Regions from separate parts of the Homo sapiens genome. Here region 1 is linked to region 2. Evidence: chromatin contacts called from ENCODE Hi-C or POLR2A ChIA-PET data. All regions are on one chromosome and are shown on one strand. The core of a region is the stretch at or near the end of the contact, and the rest is flanking DNA. Distances in the headings are between cores, read along the strand shown. Region 1 overlaps ACOXL (acyl-CoA oxidase like). Region 2 overlaps ACOXL (acyl-CoA oxidase like).

Region 1 (6,980 bases), core at 1,511-4,010, 180 kb after region 2:
TTCTTTGTTGTTGTTGCTCAGTCTCATTCAGATGTTTGACTGGTTTATTGTTATTTTTCAAACAACTGATTTTTCCCTTTGATCCTTTGTGTCATACCTTTCTTTTCTATTTCATTGATTTATGCTCATGAATGTATTGTCTCCTATATTATACTTTTAGAGAGCTTGTTATGCTTTTTTCTTTTGTGTATTTTTTAATTATTATTTTTTTGAATGAGATTATTGGTCCCTCAAACCAAAAGTATTGAACTAGTTTCTAAGGAAACTATTCATTAGAAAATAGAATCTCACAATCCTGATTAAACACATGGAAAACACAGTAAATGATGGCCTGGGATTCTTTATAGCCATTGGGATGACGTGAAATTGAGAAATCTGTTATCTGTCTTTTTTTTTCCTTTTTTTATTGCTGCTCAGGACCCTGTTTATTCAAACTGTGGTCCATCTTAAAGCTTGAAAACACGAGCTCCTACATGTTAGGACTGTTTCACTGGAGTCTCTGTTAGTTTAAATGTCTCCATTTGTCTTCATACTAGAGCTAGTGGGTCTTCCTAATATTTCTAGCTGTTGAGTAGGACGTTTACAGTATGGTTAGCTTTTTCCTCCAATGTATTAGTTTGAAAATTGTCCAACATATTAAGGAGTTGAAAGAATAGTACGACTCCCCACCAGAATCAGTTCCATCCTTGCAGGAAACTTGTTCCCCAACTGGCCACAAATCATCTGCCCTTTCGTTTCTTTTTCAGATAGCAAAGCAGGGCTTGATTCCATCATTTTGGAAGCACGACACGCTCTCACCCATATGCAAATCTATATCCCTAGCACATTTTCCAGCACAGAGTTGAGATGTGCCAAAGGCAGTATTCCAAATGTAAATATTTGGAAAGTTCCAGTCCATTTATTTTTGTCTCAGTTATTAACCTCCAAAACAGTGTACATCTGTCTCCCACACATCTAGGTTTTACTGATTCAGTCCCTGTGTTTATCTACTTAAATCCCGAAACTTTACTTACTCTGACTTTATATGAAGGAAAGCCTTTGTCATCAAAGTGTTTTCAGCACTCACTGTGTACCGGGCACTTCTCTAAGCATTGGTGATCAGCAGTTACTAGGGGCTCTGTCTTCATGGAGTCTGCACTCCGAGAGCAGTAGGATAGTAGGCATAGTGACAGCCCTGAGAAAGGTACTCTTGAGCAGGTGGGGACCTGAGGAAAGATGGGCTGAGAACTTCCTGGTACCCTTAAATCCCTCCAGTGGGCACCCATTTGTCCGCACAGTAACTACCCCTCATTTCGGCCTGGAAGGAGTCAGTCATGGTACTGAAAAGCCTCCATGGGACGAGGTAAGGCAGATGGAGCATGGCAGGGAGAGGAGCCCTGAAAGGAAGTGGCTTTGAAAGGGGGTTGTACCTGGCTCTGCAGATAGCCCCATTCAGCTCTGGCTTGTCCCTGCAAGGGTTGTCTCTCTTCCTCCTGCATGGTAGCCTGCCACTGGGGCCCCTCCCACTCTCATCAGCCTGTGGACCTTTAGGAGGTGGTGGTAGATGTCCAGGAAAGTCAAGATTTTGCCTTGCACCCAACGTGTTTTTCTACATTATGCTGTAAAATTTACAAATATTCAGCAAAGTTGAAATAATTTTACAGGAAGCATTTATGTACAAACCATGGAGATTCTATCAACCTATTACTGTACCTGCTATATCACTATCATATCTATGGATCTGTGTATGGAACTCACCCATCCATTCACCTTCTCTTTTTGATCCATTTCAAAATAAACTGTAGACATCAGCACATTTCTAAATAATTTAGCATGAGCGTCATTAACTACAGTTACATATTTAGTTATAGTTCTTCTTATGTTGAATTTACGTACAATAAAATGCACAAATCTTAAGTGTACATTCACTGAGTTTTGACACATGCATAAACCTATGTAACCAAACTCATATTAAGATACAGATCATCACTCCAGAAAGTTCTTTCATGCCCCTTCTTGGACAATCTCACTACGCAGATACAGCCACTCTTCTGATATTTTCCCACCACAGATTAGTTTTTCTATACTAGAACTTCACATAAACAGAACCAGGCAGTATGTACTCTTTTGTAGCTGCCTCGTGAAATTGGCATAATACTTTTTGACATTCACCCATGTTGTTGTGTGTATTAGTTTGTTTCTTTTCATTATTGTAGTATTTTACTTTATGGATATAGTAGAATCATTCTCTTATGGATGAATAGACACCTGGGATGTTTGCTGTTTCTCACTTCTGTGAGTAGAACCGCTATGAGCATTCTTGTATAACCTTTTTTGTGAGCATATGTTTTTATTTCTCTTAGGCAATTAGTAGGAGTGAAACTGCTAGATCATAGGGTATGTGTTCATTTATTTTTATCAGAAACTGTGACAACATTTTGCAAAGAGATTTCACCATTTTACACTCCCATCAGCAAGCATGAGAGTTCTGGTTTCTCCAGATCCTGGGCAACACTTGATGTCAGTGTACTTAATTGTAGTCATTCTGGTGGATGTATAATGCTACCTCACTATGGTTTCCGTTTGCATTTCCCTGATGTCTAATGATACTTATTTTAATTTAATTTAAACTTTATTTAAAAATAGAGTCATTTGGATCTTCTTGTAAAATACACAGTTACAAGGAGGTTGCCTTTAGCAATGTTTCTATTTTTAAAGAAAGTCTGCACACTCTACTGCACTGGGCAGGCTCCTAGACCTACATGACATGTGACTCACATGACTCAGCGAGTGGGTGAGATCCCCTTCCTGCAGCACGTGCAGTTCACAATCTCAGGTGGACAAACATGTTCTACAGTCTGAATTCCAGGGAAGCTAATTTCCAATATCAGCCCCTGGAATGACTAAAACATACTTTTCAATAATATATGAAAGCTTTTTACATCTTTCATTAAATAGACTGAGGCAGAAACCCAAACTTCTTAAAGCCCAGATTCAGAATAAACATTGACATCTTTTAAATGTCCCGGTAATTGGCATGTAAATACTTTCCTCTTCCCTGTCTAAATGGAGGGTGATTATTAATTCAGCACTTGGCATCTCAAAAGCACTGCGTCAATTGCTTCTTAACGTTTCTCTCGTGCCTTCTGATTGAGCAACAACAGCCACTTGGGTTTTTTTTTAGTTAATATGAATTTAAGTTATTTGAGTCTTGTAATAACTTACTTCCTCAGGAAGTGGGGAAAGGGGAGGGCAAGAGGTGGCTGTGCTATGGGAAACCCTAAGTGTGAATTAACCCTTCCCCTGGTTGTCTAGGTTATCTAAAGGTTCATGGTGGGTCCATAAAATTGGCATGAAATAGAGTTTCATGATGAAAAGCTCACGAGCTTTTAATTGTGAACTTGGTTGTTTTGAGTCTGTGCTTACCTCTCTTAACTCCTCTGTGCCTCAGTTTCCTCATTTGCCAAATGGGAAAGATGGGAATTGCTGCCTGCTGAAGAAAGCTACCATCTCTGTAGCACATCCTCCCCTGTGCTTGCACACAGCCCTATCACTTCCCTCCAGGGTGCCTCTTGCTTTAAATGCTGATGTTCCCCAACAAAACCTGAGCTTGACTGAGTTCTGCCTGTGTGACCTTGAGCAAGTTACCAAATCTTGCTAAGCCTCAGTTTCCTAAACTCTACATTGGATAATTATAGTATTCTAGAATTATCGAGAAAATTGAATAATTCACAGCAGATAATGAACACAATTCCTGATATATAATATATTTAATAAGTATTATTAATTGATAAATATTTTGTAATAGATATATTTGATTATTAATATCCAATTATAATAATTATAATAAATGCCCAGCAGTGGTTATTATAAACTCACTTGATAGAGCTGTATAGTGGTTGAGTTATTATTATAAACTCACTTGACAGAATTGTATAATGGGGGCCAGGCACAGTGGCTCATGCCTGTAATCCCAGCACTTTGGGAGGCTGAGGTGGGCAGATCACTTGAGGTCAGCAGTTCAAGACCAGCCTGGCCAATATGGTGAAACCCTGTCTCTACTAAAAATACAAAAATTAGCCAGGCACAGTGGCATGTGCCTGTAATCCCCACTACTCAGGAAGCTGAGGCATGAGAATCACTTGAACCCAGGAGGTGGAGGTTGCAGTGAGCCGAGATCGTGCCACTGCACTCCAGCCTGGGAAACAGAGTGAGACTCTGTCTCAAAAAAAAAAAAAAAAAAAGAATTGTATAATGATTGAGTTATACATGAATTGTATAATGGTTGATTATACTTGACAGAAATTACATTGCTGTTAACTAAGAAAGACTATGTAAAATATTGAACACTACTTATAATACAATAGTAAGTGGAACAATTAGGAAACCAAATCATCTCTATACCACAAGGACAACCACCTAGAATAAACTAGAGCTAAGATTACCGAAAAGAATTATGAATACAGTCAGTGAGAGATGGGATGGGGAGATTATGTCTATTGACACTATTTTTCTACAGAAAAAAATAGTTTTAAAAAACAAACCTACTCTATTTCTTTCAAATGAAATTCTTGGTGAGGCCAAAATAATAATGATGGTCACCGTGATTTTCTTTCAGTTTCCTGGCATTTAACATGGACACAGTTGATGATCTCGCCTTTCTGTTGAAAGCAGTGAAATTTCGTGAAAGGGTTCTTCAGCGGGGTTTGGTGGCCAGAATTTATTATAAGGTAAAGATACACTGTGTTATATTTTTCCTTTTGACATGTGTTTAAGGGATATCCTTGCTGGTGAACTATCTGTTAAGTTTAGTAGAGGATGAGTCAGCCTAATGACAAGCTCCTGGAAGCGGCTAGAGTTCCTACGGGCCATTTTGCATGATACCGTTGCTTGCTCTAGAGGCCAGGATGCTTCTGTTTAACCCCCTTTATGTCATCTTGTAGAATTCCACCTGCAGGCATCATGTGGCTGCCATGGGAGTTGATGAGTGGTGTAATTTTCAGCCCTTATCAAAGTTGAAAAATCATTGTTTTATGTGTATAAAGAGTACATCGTTCTCTAAGACAGGGAGGGGAACTGCCTCAGGCATATGTAAAAATTAACATTGGGTTAGTCTAAGATGCATTCTGTCTCCTATTAAAATACCTGTAAAGCTCTGCAAAAGCATAAAACCTTGTGTCAGCATTGATAGAAATCTAGAGGAAATTTCCACCAAGTACAGTGCCAGTGGGGTTAGTTTGAGGGATCACTGTCCACCCTAGCAATATCTGTTTCATCTTCTGATCCGGCACAGAATAGCCAATGGAACCCCAGGAGAAGGCTTTACTGCTCCTATTCTATGTCCAGGCCAGGGGCTCAGGGCTACCATAACAAGAGTCCAGGTTGCTTCTCTCCTTCTGCATGGGAATTAGGTTCCAAGCCAGCCAGAATTGGATTCCTGCAATTCTCCCCTTCCAGTTCACCCCTTTTTATATGAATTTCAAGGTCATGTCTCCTAGTACAACACAGCAGGGGTAGAAGGGAAGAGGATGGATGGTACATGGGAATGGGTATTCTCTTAGGAAATGCTTTGGAAACAGAAGTGCCCTGGAAGCAGAAAGCAGCCAAGATCCACCCTCGTGGAACAAAGCCACACTGGATGAGAACCTGCAGGAAGCCAGGCTAGGAATTGTGTAAATCAATTTTTCCCCCAGGCGTAGATCTGAGGTGAGGCTGTGCCAGACCCCACAAACGCATTCAGTTGGGTTTAAATCACTCCACATATCCTCCACATATCAAACATGGAGCCAGCCAAAATAAGAGATGGATATATCCAAAAGGAAAAATGCTACAGCTGCGGTGAAGAGCAGAATTAACAAGGGAGAAAATGCAATCTGTAAACTGTTTTCGAAGACTATAGAAGAAAAGGCTAAAGACAAAACGATAAGAGAAGAAAACAGAAGCAGAGTGAAATGATAGAAATCTAACCTATGGATAACAAATATTCCTGGAAGTGCTGGGACAAAAGGAGCAGAAATAATAATCACAGACATAGTAGAAAAAGAATTTCCTTCATTTCCATTATGCTAACGGAAAAAAAAGACTTATACTTAGACATAGATGAAAAATCTAGAATAAAGAGAACAGAATGTGAGCAACAAGACAGAAAATAATAGCTTACTCAAAAACAGAAAAAATTAGGCTAGCTGCTGTCATTCACTAGCTCCAAATGGAGTAATAAGTACTCCTCTAAAGAGGAAACTTCATGATCTAAGCATAATATTCCAAGCCAGATTTAATCCCTGAGTACAGCCAATGGAAAGATATTTTTAGATATCTAAGAATCAGAAGCAATTTCACTAATATAGCCTTCCTTAAAAAGTTATCTTAAAATTTACTCCATAGGACACAAAAAAGAATCAAAATGAATAACTCTAAAATAAGGAAGTCAAGATATAAAAAGATTGGCGGTCCCTGTGAAGCCAATACTATATGTTTTTAAAAAACAGTCACGAAATTGGCTGGGCGTGGTGGCTCATGCCTGCAATTCCAGCACTTCGGGAGGCCAGGGCAGGCGGATTGCTTGAGCTCAGGAGACCAGCCTGGGCAACATGGCAAAATCCCATCTCTACAAAAAATACAAAGAAATTAGCCAGGTGTGGCAGCACATTCCTGTAGTACCAGCTACTGAGGAGGCTGAGGCAGGACAATCTCTTGAGCCTGGGAGTCAGTGGTTGCAGTGAGCCAAGATCACACCACTGCACTCCAGCCTGGGCAACAGAGAGAGACCCTGTCTCAAAAAATAATACGGAAGCTAAAAATATTTTTTTTTTGGAAAAAAACATGATTTTTTAAAAAACTTGATAAACTGGTTCTGTAATAGTCTATACGAATTTTTAAGGTAAGATGAAAGACAAAGTAAAAACATACTGAATTTCTTACATTAATTACAGGGTAAGCAAAAGACCTTGTTTTGTTCTGACTTTAGTAATTAGAGAAACATAGGTTAAAATATATGTTTT
Region 2 (6,708 bases), core at 377-2,876:
CCCAATGTGTCCCTCCTACAACACATGGAAATTATGGGAACTATAATTCAAGATGAGATTTGGGTGGAAACACAGCCAAACCATGTCAATCACTATAGTAGTAATATCTTCAAGCTTCTTGATCATTTTGTCTATTGTATGAAATCTATTTCATATTCTCCTTTGTTAATTTGTATTTTATTAATTTGGCCTCTATCTGATGCTTGTTGGTTTATTTCTCAATTTGTACAAAATCCAAGTGAGGTGCCTTGAAAACTTCAATACAGGGACCTTAGAAGGAGGGGATGTTTTTCATATTTAAAATGTATGTGCTGCCATGTCTGTAATAAGGAGCAAAGTCCCCTGCTTCTGTGAAGATATGTGGCTTTTCCAGATTATTACATGGTTTGCAGTGGGGAGAATGTTGCCTGCATCGTAGGGACTTCCCTCTGGATCAAGCTTGATCTGAGTTTGGAGAGGCAGGAACCGAAGGAGGTAAACTGAGGAGCAGGCATTCTCTGCCTACAAGGTTGGCCCTGAGTGGGGTGCCCAAGGGCTTCTGTGGAACTATATTTATTTGCCACTCAGCAAACTCAGGGGTAAGAAAGTCTTGCTTGGGGTGCCTCACCTGCAAGGCTGGTCACTAGGAATGTCAAGTCCAAGAGGACAGAACCTGTGTCTTCTTGGTCACCTCTGGATGAACAGGACCTGGTACTTAGTAAGCACTCAGTGAATGGACAGATGGATGATGGGTGAGTGGATGAATGGATGGAAAAATGCATGTATAGATGGATGAATAGATAGATTAATTGATGGATGGAGGGATGGATGGGTAGATGAATAGATGGATGAATGGATAGATGGGTGGGTAGATGAATGGATGGGTGGGTGGATGGATGAATGGATGGATAGACAGATGTATAAATGGATGCATGGATGGACGGATGGATGGATAGATGGATGAATGGATGGGTAGATGGATAAATGATGGATGGATGGATGGATGGATGGATGAATGGATGGATGAATGGATGTGTGGGTGGATGGATAGAGAGATAGATGAATAAATATAGTGGCAAAGGGGAAGGCTTATTTGGTAGAGAATAAGTCAGTCCAGATCACAGCTCTGTGGAGATTGGGTTTGGGTCATCTGGTGGCATTTAAATGTATTATTGGCCCTGGAATCATGAATTAAATCTTTAGAAAAAGAAAAACAAGCACTTTCTGTTTCTAATGTGTATATGGAGATCTTTTGGACTTGTGCACCCCAGGGTATTTTCAGCTGAGGCAGGTGTGTATCTGGGCAATGACTGTTTTGTTTTTATTTCCTGCAGTGCTTACTTGCTCCTTGGCTCACCCTTGCAGATTGCTCATGGCTGAGTCTCCTGGGTCTGATGACATTGTCAGTGTGACTGGAGTGCTATTCTAGGTGGATGATACACAGGTCCGGGGATGGTCTCCTGTTCTCTAAAGACAGCTGTGTAATAGGATTAAAGCTTCAGAGAGCAGCCGTGGCCTAAAGTATAGAGGAACTGGGTTAAGGGGAATTCTATCCGGGTGAGAGAAATGAATCTTTTACTCCAGCAATACAGACCTGGTTGCAGCTCCTCAAACAGGCCACCCTGGTCACCTCTGGACTCAGCACAGATTGGCCTCTCTGCCCGTGACTGTCCCTGTCTTCCTCTCTTGCTCACCCGTTGCCTGGGCATGGATGTGGCTTCCCTGGGAAAGCTTCCTGCCTTTGGGGCTGTTCTTAGTGCCTGGCTTATTCCAGCCCCAGGTGTTAACAGTCTGCCTACTTCTCCCTTAGCTACGAAAGGGCAGGAACTTCACACAGTGCGAGGCACACAGGGGGCCCTCAGTAGCTGTCTGCGAACTGAATTCAGCCCTGCACCCAGCCCATCACAAGCATCTTTGTTCTAAGGCGGTCCAGGAGGAGAGAAGGAGCTGCCACGTGCTGATGGTCTCCCGTGGGCTAGGCTCTTGAGATTCCATGTGTGTGTTCTCATTCAGTGCTCACAGCAACTCCACCAGGATTCCAGTTTCACAGCCAAGAAAACAGAGGCTCTGTGAGGGGAGGCAGCTTGGCGAGGCAATCACCTCATGTGGGGCAGTGCAGGGTTGTACACATCTGTGTCCCACTTGGATGACTTGAGGAATGACTTGAGGATTACGGAATGACTTGAGGGTCCCACAGAACCCTTCTTGCGAAAGACCCTTCATCTGGAGGCTGCACTGGAGAAGGGATGCTGGACATGTTGGAGCCTCAAAGTGCAGCATCTTCAGTTTCTTGAAACTTCTGTGCTTCTTGCTTGGGTAACTGTGCTTCCTCTGATCTTTGGGCCAACCTGGCCCATGAGAGATTCCAAGGATTTGAGCTGTCTCTAGGGTCATGGGGCAGCCTACATCTTGTGCTTGATTTTTCTCCAGGGATATCCTAGGTCAGGTAGTTAGGGTGATGGACATTGGCTCCAGAGTCAGCCTGATGAGTTGTGTTTTTCTAAATTAACTTTTATCTGGCAAGAGTGTTGCAGAATCAAGTTTTAAAAAATATTTGCATATCTCATTTCTTTGTCTAATTAGTGTTGTGAGAATGATGTCACAGTTTTCATGCTTGAATAAATAGCTGATGGTGTAAGGCACTAAGGGCTGGCTCACTGTGGCGCGTTCCCTTTCTTCTATTTGCCGTCTCGTCCAAGTTTTGTTTCAATCCATGCTCCTGACTTTTTTTTTTTTTTTTTTTTAGGGACTGATCTCATCAGCCAAATTATACCTTTTACTGCCATAAAATGCCTCCTTAATTTAGAGGATATGTTTGTCAATGTTGCAAGATAATTCCGAGCATCAAATCACTAGAGGTGCTGAGAGTACAAAAAGTATACTTGGCCGGGTGCAGTGGGTCATGCCTGTAATCCCAGCACTTTGGGAGGTCAAGTCGGGGGGATCACCTGAGGTGAGGAGTTTGAGACCAGCCTGGTCAACATGAAACCCCATCTCTACTAAAATTACAAAAATTAGCCTGGTGTGGTATGGCATGCGCCTATATTCCCAGCTATTTGGGAGGCTGAGGCAGGAGAATCACTTGAACCCGGGAGGCAGAGGTTGCAGTGAGCCGAGATCGCACCACTGCACTCCAGCCTGGTTGACAGAGTGAGACTCTGTCTCAAAAAAAAAAAAAAAACATATATATATATATGTGTGTGTGTGTGTGTGTGTGTGTGTGTATATATATATATATGTATATGTGTATGTGTGTATATATATGTGTATGTGTATATATATATGTGTATGTGTGTATATATATATGTGTATAAGTAGGTATATATATGTATGTGTATATATATGTATGTATATATATACTCTATGCCTATGCTCCATTTTAAAGTGGAATTTTAAAAAGACGGGGGATGGGGGAGATTTAGGTTAAATGTGACATGACCCCATTTTTACGTATGACCTTAGAAATCCTCTGGTTTATTCACTCCAGCTGGACTAAAGACATCTAAGCATTGGAGGGTGGAACATAGAAATTCCTTCCCTTGAGGGGTTTTCAGTCCTATTGGAAAAGCAGAGCGTAAACCTGAAATGATTTCAGGTGCTGATGTCAGCACCCTGGGAGCACACGGAAGCTCGTGATCAGCCAAAGCTGACCTGGCTGCGATGCTGAAGCTAGAATTGGCCTGTTGGGCAGGCACAAAGAGGACAGGCTGCATTCTGAGAAGTAATTTTCAGAACACTGGAGAGCATAGTTCTATTCAGCACCTAAGGTACTGTCCGTTTCTGGGCTTCATTTTAAAAGAGACACCCAGGCAAATGAAGCCAGTCTGGAGATGATCTCCAGGACAGTCAAGGGTTTTGACATGATGCCACGCTAAGAATTGCTGGAGCATGTGTGGATGTTTAGCTGGGAAAGAGACTCTGGGGAGGAGAGGCATAATAGCAAATGTCCAATAGATTGGTGCAGTTGAAAGCAGCTGGGAAGGTGGTTTGGACCAGATAATGAAGGGATTTGGTTGCCTTGCTAAAGATTCTGCAGTTTATTCTGTTGGCAATAGGGGGCTACTGGAGGCTTCTAAGGAAGAAGCAATGAGATTTACTCATGGTTCAGGAGCACCTTGGTTAAACATGGAGAACGCAGAGGAGGAACAGGTTTAGGGAAGGAAGTGTGGGTTTGCTGAGGTGTCAGGCAGGGTGGAGGCTCTGGGAGGCACTGACCGAAGTTGGGGGAGAAGGTGACATTGTGCAGGAACAGGGAGCTATGAGGGACTCTGGACAAAGCCTACATTTAAAGGATGAGCCCAAGAGGATTATGGGGAATGCAAGAGGTGGGTTGGAGAGGCAGGAGGACAACTAGGAGATCATAGCTTCATGGAAGCGAAGAGGAGGGAATTCAAGTTGGAATGCGTGGTTGGTAATCCTATAGAAATCATCCCCATTTTTTGAACAATCCTCATTTGTTGAGTGCTGGACATTATGCTAAGTGCTCTGTGCACATCATTTTCTTTAATTCTTATAGGACCTTCACAAGGTAGCCAATAACACTGATATTCTCTAGAGAAGGGGCTGAGGATAAGAGCATTAGGCATCTAGGAGACAGTGGAGGATAGAATGTGGGCTTTGGTTTGATATAGGCCAGCTCTCCCTGGCTCCACCTCTGCCTCACTTGGCTATGTGAACTTGTACAAATTACTTAACCTCTCCAGGGCCCAGCTTCTTGTTCTCTGAACTAAATACAACATCCCTGTCTCCTGAGGATGCTGATGGGATTCTGTGAGCTTGATATCATTGTAAGTAAAGTCCCTTGCACCGTGCCTGACACTCAGGGGCTCCTCCATAGACTTCCGTGTGGTCGTGGTTATTTCCCAACATTCCCTAGTCAGTAAGAGGCAGATCTGAGATCTGAACCCAGGTCCATGTGGGACCATAGCCTGTGCCTGGTGCTGTAACAAGGGAGGTTATGTGGGACAGGAGTTTGAGTGCTGTGGGGTTGAGGAATAGTGTTTTAGTGGGAGGAACAACAGGAGCACGTCTGAGCCCAGATGGGAAAGAGGAAGTGAGAGGGAGAGACCGATGCTGCTAGGGAGAGGAAGTTAACTGAAGAGAAGGTCACAGGTGGCATGTAGGATGTGACATTAAACATAGGTGGAGAATGACCCTGAAACCAAAGCAAGTATTTTTTCCTCACAGACAGGAGGGACAGAAAGTCTGAAGAGAGGAGGAGATACAGAGGAAATTTCAAGCAGGTGCAAGAAAGTTGAGGGTGCCCCAGCAGATGACTTCTGTTCTCTGAGGAATGCAGAGATAGGGTCAAGGTCTGAGGAGAGGGAGTGGGGGTGGGGCTGGACACTTAGGAAGAAGAGGCTCAATCTCCACAGCCACTGAGAGCGATAGACTGAGGAGGAGAGAGGACAGAAGAAGAAGGCTTGTGGAGACTGTTATACCTCTGGTCTTGAGTGGCGTACCTTGTTCTAATTTGTATTTGTGGCAGTGCCAGGCAAGGTGAAGATGTGGTTTGTACCGGGGGACAGAGGTAGGAAATTAGATGGTTGGGTTGGCCCAGATTTGGAAATTCACCAATTGGGTTGCAGAAGGACAGGATGTGGCAGTGAAGTGACAGCTTCAGGGAAAACTCTAATCAAAAAAGCTCAGGAGATGAGGGTGGGAGAAGGTGTAGGGAGGGAGACTGGGATTGGGAATATGTCCTCCCTCCTGCTATTGTTGGATACCCAGAGTGTGGTTTGGACCTTCCAGTGAATAACATGTATGATTCACCTTCGGATCTCCTGTCCCAGCAAATATGAGGCATCTGTATGGAAAACTCTATGGCAAGAACGGCTGTTGTACCTCATAAGTTCTACCCAAACTTTGACCTCAAGCACAATCCACTAAAGCTGGGCTCTCAAAGCCCCTGGTTCCATGGTCGTGTGGCAGGGGAGGCCCTGCCCTTCCTCAGTTTGATGTCATTCTTTCCTGGATGGTGAAGGGGTATAAGCAAAAGATTTACAAGGATAAGCTCTCTTTTGAGGAGCCATTCAAAATACTTTCTCTCTCTCTCTCTTTTTTTTTAACATATTTCTGCTAGTTTCTATTCATTAATGAAGGTGCCAGCAGATCAGAAGGTCGAAGTCTTGAAGAGGCAGCCCCAAACAGGCTGGTCTGAGCTCCAAAGAAGAGCTGGACCCCTATATGCAGCGGGGCCCAGAGCTGCCTCCCACCTGGGTGGAGGGAGAACCCTTCTCTGTGTGTGGCTCAGAATTTGACACCTTTGAAGCTAAGAGGGACCATCACTGAGACCTTTGGGGCCGAGCAGGTGCCCTGTCCATCTCTTCACCTGTCCCAGGTCAAGTAATTGCTGACTTAAAGTGTCCAAAGTCGAACTTGTCAAGTTTCTGTACTCTAAAGTTACTCTTTTTCCCCCTTTTCATACGATCAGCCCACACTGAAGATGTGAGGAGTTATGTTCCACCTCCTCAAGGGTGGAGTATCTGCAGAAATTATTTGGAATTCTTTTGCATGGGAAATTTGTCTTTTCTCCCTCATTATTTATCCAATTACTTCTTTATGTAAGTATGTACTCATGGATATTTAATTTATACTTTGGGTTATAATCTAATACTACTTTCTTTTGTTGCTCAAATTGTTTCAGCTTTGGCTTTTGGAAGCTCTTTCAATTGGCTCTGTTACCCTTTGACATTCTTCTATCATTGTGTGTGTGTGTGTGCATGTGAG

The links. A loop is a pair of places that touch in the nucleus more often than their neighbours do. ChIA-PET counts read pairs that join two places held with the same protein, here RNA polymerase II (POLR2A). Pooled maps may share reads with other maps.
Region 1: a map of CD8-positive, alpha-beta T cell shows a loop between it and region 2 (2.4-fold over the local background). The contact joins two enhancer-like sites. A Hi-C loop is called at or near these places in 3 of 168 maps with a recorded cell type or tissue (CD8-positive, alpha-beta T cell, naive thymus-derived CD4-positive, alpha-beta T cell and natural killer cell) and 3 of 50 pooled maps. POLR2A ChIA-PET finds 5 or more read pairs at or near these places in 1 of 52 experiments (naive thymus-derived CD8-positive, alpha-beta T cell).

The regions. Positions count from the first base shown.
Region 1 is chr2:110,991,296-110,998,275 of GRCh38, forward strand. ACOXL (acyl-CoA oxidase like) reads left to right here. Exons shown (of 18, transcript NM_001142807.4): 14 at 4,598-4,709. Among named protein-coding and RNA genes, the nearest start is that of ACOXL-AS1, 120 kb to the right of the region's middle. Within about 2 kb of position 2,761, at least 8 of the 41 ENCODE cell types and tissues checked have a DNase peak (open chromatin) inside an H3K27ac peak, as active enhancers do.
Region 2 is chr2:110,815,250-110,821,957 of GRCh38, forward strand. All of the region lies in intron 9 of ACOXL (acyl-CoA oxidase like), which reads left to right. Among named protein-coding and RNA genes, the nearest start is that of ACOXL, 86 kb to the left of the region's middle. Within about 2 kb of position 1,627, at least 2 of the 41 ENCODE cell types and tissues checked have a DNase peak (open chromatin) inside an H3K27ac peak, as active enhancers do.